Linked DNA regions of Mus musculus: all the other regions are linked to region 1. Evidence: chromatin loops called from intact Hi-C (ENCODE). Cell type or tissue: heart. All regions are shown on one strand. Region 1 overlaps Ern1 (endoplasmic reticulum (ER) to nucleus signalling 1). Region 2 has its middle 8.3 kb from the start of Milr1. Region 3 overlaps Milr1 (mast cell immunoglobulin like receptor 1). Region 4 has its middle 3.9 kb from the start of Ern1.

What was found. Hi-C counts contacts between places; a loop is a spot of excess contacts. Peaks named below come from ENCODE experiments on the same cell type or tissue, not always from the same donor. Only the 100,000 strongest peaks of a DNase experiment are listed, where the experiment ranks them.
Region 2: it touches region 1 in a loop (6-fold over the local background); 16 of 42 quality-filtered maps call a loop at or near these places.
Region 3: a loop joins it to region 1, with 3 times the contacts of the local background. A loop is called at or near these places in 16 of 42 quality-filtered maps.
Region 4: a loop joins it to region 1, with 7 times the contacts of the local background. A loop is called at or near these places in 35 of 42 quality-filtered maps.

The regions. Positions count from the first base shown.
Region 1 is chr11:106,417,472-106,419,971 of GRCm38, reverse strand. It overlaps Ern1 (endoplasmic reticulum (ER) to nucleus signalling 1), which reads left to right. Exons shown (of 22, transcript NM_023913.2): 10 at 983-1,148. Among named protein-coding and RNA genes, the nearest start is that of Icam2, 36 kb to the right of the region's middle. In heart, no CTCF peak of the experiment used is centred here; DNase peaks (open chromatin) are centred at 331 and 1,091; H3K27ac peaks cover 356 bases.
Region 2 is chr11:106,741,649-106,744,148 of GRCm38, reverse strand. No RefSeq gene overlaps it. Among named protein-coding and RNA genes, the nearest start is that of Milr1, 8.3 kb to the left of the region's middle. In heart, a CTCF peak has its summit at 1,460 (motif pointing right); no DNase peak of the experiment used is centred here.
Region 3 is chr11:106,751,297-106,753,796 of GRCm38, reverse strand. It overlaps Milr1 (mast cell immunoglobulin like receptor 1), which reads right to left. Exons shown (of 7, transcript NM_001033435.3): 1 at 2,408-2,500; 2 at 2,122-2,163. Among named protein-coding and RNA genes, the nearest start is that of Milr1, 1.3 kb to the right of the region's middle. In heart, no CTCF peak of the experiment used is centred here; a DNase peak (open chromatin) is centred at 1,486.
Region 4 is chr11:106,490,420-106,492,919 of GRCm38, reverse strand. No RefSeq gene overlaps it. Among named protein-coding and RNA genes, the nearest start is that of Ern1, 3.9 kb to the right of the region's middle. In heart, a CTCF peak has its summit at 1,293 (motif pointing right); a DNase peak (open chromatin) is centred at 1,339.

The sequences.
Region 1 (2,500 bases):
TTCTAGCAAAAAGTGACATTGAGTTTTGTGTAAACGTCTGGTTAGGAAGGGGAAGTGCAGAGCTGAGTGAATCATGAGCGGCTTCTATAAATCCACATCCTGCTGAAAGCAGATGCTGACAGAAGCAGCTCCCTGAAGCCAGGAAAGACTCACTCCCTATGGCTTTGTGTTCAGATCTAACCGTCAGGCTTTCTTCCAGCCAGTCCCACCCTGCCTACCTACCACTCTGCTAGTTTTCAGGGTTGCATGGTCCAGAGAAGCACATGCTTCCCATGATCACCCAAACTTCCCTATTCTTTCTTCTGAGCTTCAGTTGCTGGTCTCTCACTTCCTTTCCCCTGCTCAATCCTTTTGTGAGTGCTCCATGCCTCCTCAGGCTTCTCCAGCCTGCTTTGAGCACTCTCACCGAGTGACTGGGACATTACACTCCTGATGTGCTTGTGCCTGGACTGGCTGGTTGTATACTGGCTGCCTGGTGAGTTGGTTGGCTGCTGCAGCAGTGAGGCCACTCCTGACTCTATCAACTCATCAGTGTCTAACAACTCAGCAGTTTATTCCACACTGTCAGTTGCGTCATCTGTGACCATATAGATTCTTACATGGTTTCATAGAATTTCTGATAGTAGCTTCTCGGAGTTCTATCATGCATGTTCTTCCTGGTTCTCGGTACCCAAACATGCAAACCTGACATGGCAGGACCAGACATGATAGTTGATGCCTGTAATCCCAGCACTTGCGAGATGCAAACAGGAGAGTCTAGAGTTCAAGAACAGCCTGGGCTGCTTGAGTTCTGTCTTAAGCAAACAATCTGAAAAGATGTCAGTAGAGTGTCCCTTGCCCAGTCCCAGGATCTTTGTGTCATGCTTTGATGGATGATGATTGTTGAGCTGCGTGAGCCACAACTGTCCCTTTAGGGAAACCTTTAGGACCTTGGGAAACCTCTCCTGCCAGCCCTGCAGCTCACCGCATCCCATCTCCACAGCCTCGAGGCAGCACTCTTCCTTTGCTGGAAGGCCCCCAGACAGATGGCGTCACCATTGGAGACAAAGGAGAGTGTGTGATCACTCCCAGCACAGACCTCAAGTTTGACCCTGGACTCAAAGGGAAGAGCAAGCTGAACTACTTGAGGAATTACTGGCTTCTCATAGGTAAGAGCTGCTTCTTGCTAGGTGGTAACATACTGCCCCCTGGTGGGCAAAAGCCAGCCCTGCTGGTTTACTGCTGCTCTTCATTGTGAATGCATTGTGTGCTCTGTCCATGTCAAGATGGTTTAGGCCTGGGAATATTTTTATTTTCAAGGAGTTCCAGGTTGCTTAATCAGGTCTCAAAAAAACCAGTTTCTCTCCAAGATTGAAACATTTGGTGTAAATTTCAGGCAATGTCTGCTCCCTGTTCCTCACAGTGACCATGTGAGGTGGGTACCCTTGTTATTTCCACTCTATAAGAATACTGGGACTTGTCATTTGGAATAGGAATCAGTGTGGATAAGAGGCTGGGCAGGACAAGTTTAAGACCTATGATGAGTGACAGTTGTGGAAATAAAGGCAAAATACTTAGCAATCTGAGGAGAAACCAGAATCAACAACCATGAAGAGTCTGCGCTGTTCCTGGGCCCTCACAGAAAGGCTCTTGGGGAGTTTCTTTTTCTCGGTCTGATTTTTTTGGTTTGTTTCATATTGTTGGAGACAGAATGTCACTATGTTACTCAGGTGACCCCCAATTCATTCAGTCCCTGTTTCCCACATACTTGGCTTCTCTCCTCCCTCCCATTTGCTAAGGCAGAGACCAGGGCCTTAAGCGTGCCAAGCATGCTTTGACTCTGGGATGCACCCTGGCCTTATCTTTTTTTCTTCTTCCCATTGTTGTTGCCCTTACTATCCTTGACCCTGGGAGTGAATTAAAGGCCTGGTTACAAAGATAAGAGGTTGAGATTATACCCCAAGGCAGTGAGTATTGCAAACAAAGGCAGAAGTGAGGGTGATTGGGTCCCTGGCAAATATCCCAAGTAACTAGAGCAGGATGGATTTTCTTAAATCAGATCTTTCCTTCCTGTGCCCTATATATACTAACAATACACACCAATTCTGATGACCTAGCCTAAACGTGAGAGGTGGTCTGAGTCCCAGCAGACTAGGTAGATGTGGGTAGAGAAAAGAGTATGTGTGGGCACAGAAGGCAGCAGGACCTGCCAGGCAATGGGTCTGGACCAGTATATGAATACCTAAGAGAGTGCTGCAGGGGAACTGGGTGTGCTGGAGCTCCGATCAGTCTATTGGCAGGCCATTTGAAAGATCCTGTTCTTTGTGCCTTTTACTTCTTCATAGCTGTGTGTGTGTGTGTGTGTGTGTGTGTGTGTGTGTGTATTAAATCTTTAGAGAACACTGACTAATACATTCACTCTTCACACATTGCTATAGAAGTACAGCAACAGCCATAGTATAGTGTTATCACTAACTAGCAAGGGCTCATTAGAATTATACGGCTACTCGGTTTTATGTAC
Region 2 (2,500 bases), 320 kb before region 1:
CTAATTAAAGCCACACAATTAACACCACAATCTAATTTTAGAATATTTGCATACTTTTTTTAAAGAAACCCGTGCTCAATGAGATATTTAAAAATCACTTTTTAAAAAGGGGGAGCCAGTTGTGGTATAAACACCTATTATTAACACCTTGACTGTGAATTTGAGGCCAGCCAGGACTACAGAGTGAGTATGAGATATGCCAACGGCACTGGCTGGGTTTGTGTCAAATTGACACAAGCTGGAGTTAGCACAGAGAAAGGAGCCTCCCTCGAGGAAATGCCTCCATGAGATCCAGCTGTAAGGCATTTTCCCAATTAGTGATCAAGGGGAGAGGGTTCATTGTGGGTGGTGCCATCCCTGGGCTGGTAGTCTTGGGTCCTATAAGAAAGCAAGCTGAGCAAGCCAGGGGAAGCAAGCCAGTAAGTAACATCCTTCCATGGCCTCGGCATCAGCTCCTGGTTCTTGACCTGCTTCAGTTCCAATTCTGACTTCCTTTGGTGATGAACAGCAGTGTGGAAGTGTAAGCGGAATAAACCCTTTCCTCCCCAATTTGCTTTTTGGTCATGATGTTTTGTGCAGGAATACAAACCCTGACTGAGACACCTACATTACATAGCAAAACCTCAGGCTCTACGAAGATGAGAGACCTGAGAGCTGCATCTCAGTTGGCAGAGCGCTTGCCTAGTATCTACCACTGTAAAAAGCTATGTGCACCAGTGCATACTAGGGTCGTAGTGTAGAGGCAAGGGGGTCAAGGACATCTTCAGTTACATCAGGAGTTTATGACCAGCCTGGGCTAGGCAAGATCATATCTCAAATAAATAAATAAATAAATAAATAAATAAATAAATAAATAATAGCCAGAGTGGTACCTCCCTGTGTCTTAGCTGTCACGAAATAGAGGCAGAAGGGTCAGGAGTTCAAGATCTGCTTCAGCTGTCTAACAAGTTTTGAGACTACCCTGAGTTTCATGAGACCCTGTCTAAAATAAAGTAAAATAATCACAACAACTTGCCTCACCCCAAGAAAGCCAAAATCCTGAAAAGAGAACTAAATGTGTCAGAGAGAGAGAGAGAGAGAGAGAGAGAGAGAGAGAGAGAGAGAAGTATTTAAGATAAGCTATGGTGTGTGTATATGTACACGGCTCTATGTGTGTGTGTGTGTGTGTGTGTGTGTGTGTGTGTGTGTGTGTGTGTGTGTGTGTGTGTGTGTGTGAGTGAGCCTGGGATTGAACCTAGTGCCTCATAACACACTAGATAAACACCCTAACCTTTAGTATTGCTGAGGCTGGTCTTGAACTCACAATATATCCAAGTCAGGACTTGAATTTTTTTTTTTGTTGTTCTTGTGCCTCAGCCTCCTAAAAAGCTCGAAACCCAGGTTAATGCTGTCACATCCTGCTAAACCACAGATTATAGCTGTAAATTTTTCAGATTTAGGGAGAGCTGTGTGTTCAATTTTTCTAATTTCCATTAGATGGCGCCATTGTCAAGTTTCTGTAATTTTTAAAGTTCTGGGATGGAAGGAACCTTTGCCTTTTATTGTCTTGTTTTGACTCTCTCTCTCTCTCTCTCTCTCTCTCTCTCTCTCTCTCCTTTTTTTTTCTGGAGTCACTTGGAAGGATGGGGGGTGGAAAGGATAAGCTAAAGCCATTTAGTCCTGGACTGAAAAGTACCCGGACTGTACGTGAAGACTGCCACATAGGACAGGTTCCTGATTGTCTCCGGTGGAAACGCTGTCAGCTACTCTTTTTTTTTTTTTTTTTTTTTTTTTGGTTTTCGAGACAGGGTTTCTCTGTGCAGCTCTGGCTGTCCTGGAACTCACTCTGTAGACCAGGCTGGCCTCAAACTCAGAGATCCACCTGCCTCTGCCTCCCCAGTGCTGGGATTAAAGGCGTGTACCACCACGCCCGCCAGGCTCTGTCAGCTACTCTTGAGCCATCTAGAATTTGGAGCAAGCGGAGGTCTTTGCTACCTCTTTGTTGGAGTTCTCTACGATCTTTATTTCATAAACCTCATTATTAGAAGATTTTTATCCAAAATGTCACTGGCATAGTGGTAGATGACTGTGAATCCAGCATTTGGGAACAGATATTGGAGGATCCAGAATACAAGACCAACCTAAGCTACATAGAAAGACTTTGGAGGTCTGGAGGCCTGAAGCTTGCTATGTAAGCCACACTGGCCTTGAACTCACACAGGTCCACTTGCCTCTGCGTACTGAGTGCTAGGATTAGGCCCTGCACCACCATGCCCAGCTATATCTCCTTCCTCCCTTCCTCCCTTTTTCCCTCTTTCTTTTCCTTCCTTCCTTCCTTCCTTCCTTCCCTCCCTTCTCTCTCTCTCTCTCTCTCTCTCTCTCTCCCTCTCCCTCTCCCTCTCCCTCTCCCTCTCCCTCTCCCTCTCTCTCTCTCTCTCTCTCTCTTTCTCTTTCTTTCTCTTCAAGATAGGGTTTCTCTGTGTAGCTTGGCTGTTTTGGAACTCTCTCTATAGACCAAACT
Region 3 (2,500 bases), 330 kb before region 1:
GTTGACCAGCCAGCCAGAGTTCAGAAAGAGCTAGAAAGAGTGATCTTATTTAGTCATAAGCCTCAGAGGCTGAAAACATTCCAGACCTAGATAAGATTGTACGGAGGCTAGAAGCTTCCAGGACCAGGCCTGGGTTAGCAGACTGAAGCAGTAAGCTTCAGAGAGGACAATTAGATCAGGCGAATAAAAGAAACTTTAACAATCCAGTTACCTCTGTCTCCTGATTGTGGATGCTCTGTGACCAGCTGCCTCAGGCCCCTCCCATCGTGACTTACCCGTCATCAAGAGCCTTATCTCCCCTTGAGCCCAGGTTATCTCCCCTTGAGCAGTGAGCCCAGGTTGACCCTTCCTTCCTCCAGTTGCTTCCTGTCAGACATTTAGTTGAATCTTTCATTTCTCACAGTAGTGAGAAAAACAATATGCCCCTTCTCCAGGTGGAAGCAAGCACCTTAGGGAAATTGTCCCCCGTCCCCCCCGCCCCTCCAGTCAATCCCAATCTTTCCTTTGTTCTTCAGGTGTGCCAGAGGCCACCGGGTCTACACACTTGTGTTCCATATCGTTTGCTTTTTCCCAGATAAAAATTCCTTTATTGCACATCGGTCTCTATGTTTTTGTTTGACTTTGACACTGGATTTAACTTCCCATTTGCACTGCTTTTCAGGTAAGACCTGCCAACTTTTCTTATCATCGATTTTACTTCCTATAAGCCAGGGGCAGACCTGTAGCTTGGAGTCTTTCATTAAGTAACCAACCTTAATTCAGATCCTGTGACACATCCTTTTCTGCTCTCCTGCTGGGAAGCCCCTGCTTCCCCAGGGTCTTTCTTTCTCCTGTAATTTCAGGACTTGGGGGATGGAGGCAGATGGATGAAGAATTCAAGGTCAGTCTATGCTGACCTAGTGAGTTCTAGGCCAGCCTGGGCTACGTGAGATTGCCTTCAGTAAGGCCTGGTAAAACTCCTTAAATTCTGTCTGCTATGGCTTTGGTATCCAGTCTGTGAGCTGGTATACATACATACTCATGTGTATGTTTACTGTAAGATATGTAATATATGCTCTGAGAGTTAATATTACATTTAAAATTGGAATAAAAGAACTCATGTTTACTGACTGCTGGCTATCAAGAGAAATCAGGACTGCTTGGAAAATCACAGCCAAGAGAAGCAACATAGCTGGTGAATTTATTGCTATTCAATAAACTCTGACACCACAGACCGACGCAAAGATGTCCATCTAGACTGCTCCACTGTGTGCTCTCCCACACTCAGGACTTAACAGGCTGAAGCAGAAGGATTCTCATGAGTTCAGCATCAGCTTCGGCTACATAGTGAGTGCTAGGCTATGTAGCAAGATCTTATCACCAACAGTCCACAGAAAGAAGCTGCCTGCTTCGGGATGGGGAGGGGAGGGGAGGGAAGACAGGCTGGGTTGCACACAACAGCACTTTCAACTTTATGTGGTTAGCTTACACGGAAGGACCGATGTGCCGCAAAGACTGCAGAGGAACCAGGATTGGGGCCACCCCTTCTCACCGATGAAAGAAACCACCCTCAAAAGTCATTAGTTTGTGTGCCCGGCTTGCCAGCTGGGCAGCAGCAAGCCAGGCTCAGCAGCAAAGCACTCTGACTCCACAGTAGAGCTCTACCTAGGCATAGTACTAGTTGCCTGAATTAATTTAAAAGGGGTTTGAGTGGGCATGGTGGGCTGGGTCCCAGCATTTGAGAGTTTAGGAGTTAGTCTAGTTTAGCCTTGGCCACGTAATAGAGTTTGAGGCCAGCCTGACCTACATGAGGCTCAGCCTCAAAAGTAAATAAATTAATAAAAATTTACAAAAATCACGGGAGGGTTTTCTAGCTAAAAGTGATAACAAAGGAAGTTTGGAGGTTTTCATGGTAAAAAACAATCTCAGATTTTGCCCGGCCAAGTTTCAGGTGGAAAAACAAAATTGCTACAATTAATGCCCTCTCTAAACCTCAGCTCATTGGCCTCCTAGCAGATAATAGAAAGGCTTTGCTCTTGGTTGCCGATCTAAAAACACAGAAATCCCAGTAAGTGAACGCTCATGTTCAGAGTCAGCTATCTGACCATTTTGATGCCCATACTTTCAGGAAATGAAACTTACCGTTATTTTCCACCCTCGTACAATCCACTGCAGCATTCTGAACTGAAAGAGAAAATGGAAGATTAGAGAAAAAAAACCTCATTTCCCATGTGATTATTTTGAGAGATGATTCTTGTTTGTTTTTTCGTCTTTGACTTTTCAAGACAGGGTCTCTCTAGGTAGCCCTGGCTGGCCATGAACTCTGTGTAGATCAGGCTGGCTCCACAGAGATCCACCTGCCTTTGCTCCACCAAGTGCTGGCCCCCCCGTCCCAGAGTCAATTCTTAAAATATCGAATCAGGCTTACGTGTGATAGAAATTGTAAGAGCCCAAAGTAACAGTTTGTCCAGCCAGCATCTTATTCCCTTGAATGAAACGGCAGAGAGGCACATTGGCGAGT
Region 4 (2,500 bases), 73 kb before region 1:
GAGAGAGAGAGAGAGAGAAAGAAAGAAAAAGAAAGAAAGAGAGATTTGGTTTACTCTGATGAAAAGATGTGTACTTTCAGAAATTACCTCCCTTCTGCAAACTTTTTTTTTCAAAAATTAGTCTTTTTCGAAAGGGCTGACAAGATGGTTCAGCTCGTGAAGGCAGTTGCAGCATTGCCTCAGGATTTGAGTTGGATCCCTGAAACCCACATAGTAGCTGGACAGAAGCAGCTTCTGAAAGGTGTTCTCTGACCACACACACACACACACACACACACACACTAAAGAAATATGTGTAATAAAAAAACCGTAAGTAGCTGTGCAAGTCAACTTGACAATCACAAATTCAAATTTTTAAGTTGTAAAATGAGATTAAAAACCTCCAAGTCACTGGCTGATGGTGTCTCTAACCTTTGAGTTTGAAGCCAGCCTGGTGTACAGAGCAAGTTCCAGGACAGCCAGGGATACACAGAGAAACCCTGTCTTGAAAAAACAAACAAACAAACAAACAAAACCCCAAAAGGCTGGAGAGATGATTCAGAGGTTAAGAGCACTGACTGCTCTTCCAGAGGTTCTAAGTTCAATTCCCAGCAACCACATGGTGTCTCCCAACCATCTGTAATGGGATCTGATGCCCTCTTCTAGTGTGTCTGAAGACAGCTATAGTGTACTCATATAAGATAAATAAAATTTTTAGGGGGCTGGCAAGATGGCTCAGTGGGTAGGAACACTGACTCCTCTTCTGAAGGTCCTGAGTTCAAATCCCAGCAACCACATGGTGGCTAACAACTACCCGTAATGAGATCTGACACTCTCTTCTGGTGTGTCTGAAGTAGCTGTCTACAGTGTACTTATATATAATAATAAATAAATCTTTGAGCTGGAGCAAGCAGAGTTGACTGAAGCGAGCAAAGGTCCTAAAAATTCAATTCCTAACAACCACATGAAATCTCACAACCATCTGCACAGCTACAGTGTACTCACATACATAAAATAAATACATCTTTAAAAAAAAAAAAAAACCCAAAACCAAAAAAAAAAAATGGGGCTGGAGAGATGGCTCAGAGTTTAAGAGCACTGGCTGCTCTTTCAGAGTACCCAAGTTCAACTTCCAGCACCCAGATGGCAGCTCACAACTATCTAACACCCTCACACAGACATACATTCACAAAAAAAAAAAAAAAAAAAAAAAAAAAAAAAAAAGCCAATTCAGGCAAAATGCCAATGCACATGAAGTACAAATAAAAAAGAATAACAAAACAAAAAAACCTCCAGGTCTAAGTCCTATCTTCCACTAGATGGCGGCATTTTCTAAGGACTCAATGCCAGGCCGTTTGAACTCTGACTCTCTGCAGCTGGCCTGCTCTCAGCTGCCTTCAGGCACCTGTGGGAAGTGTAAAACACAGATTTCTAGACTCTGCTCGACATAGTCTGAATCAGTAAGGAAGGAAGCTTGAGAGGTATCAGAAATAAGTTTGTTTTTCTTTTTTAGAAGCTCTTTAAGAAAAATAAAAACAAGATTTGGTTAACTTACTTTCATCTCTGCTGACATACCTAGTTCTGTCAGTCTTTACTGAATCTAATGTGTGCATATCTGAGTGTGTGCGTCTGTGTGACTCTCTGCGTTTTTATGTGGCAGCTTACTTTTACACTAACACTAAGACTATAACCTTGATCTTTACTCTTTTTTTGTTGTTATGTTTATTTGTGTGTGTATGTACTTGTGTGGGCATGCATGCCATAGTGTGCATATGGAGCTCAGAGAACGACTTTGGGAGTCAGTTTTTTTCTTCCCACCGTGTGGATCTGGGGATTGAACTCGGGTGGTCAGGTTTGACAACAGGTAGACACCTTTACCTACTGAGTCCTCCCATCTTGACCTTTTATTTTTTTTATTTTTGTGTGGGGTTTTTGTTGTTGTTGTTTTGGTTTTTTGTTTTTTGTTTTTTTCGAGACAGGGTTTCTCTGTGTAGCCCTGGCTGTCCTGGAACTCACTTTGTAGACCAGGCTGGCCTTGAACTCAGAAATCCACCTGCCTCTGCCTCCCAAGTGCTGGGATTAAAGGTGTGCGCCACCACCACCCGGCCATCTTGACCTTTTAAAAGGGAATTATTGGGCTGGTGAAATGGCTCAGTGGTTAAGAGCACCGACTGTTCTTCCAAAGGTCCTGAGTTCAAATCCCAGCGACCACACGGTGGCTCACAACCATCCATTACAAAAATCTGATGCCCTCTTCTGGAGTGTCTGAAGACAATTACAGTGTACACACATATAATAAATAAATAAATACATCTAAAAAGAGAAATTATTTAATGAGACTCCAGGAAGATGAATTACTGTCTACTTCAGAGAAGCCCTAAAATATTAATATTTTGGTTTCTATATTTATCAATGATGCCAGTTTTTGCTTTAACATAAGTAAGAAGTTGTTTCTTTTTCTGCATGTGACCGTGGAGCAAGATTATGGTCACTCAGCCATAAGTAAAACGCCAGCACTCAT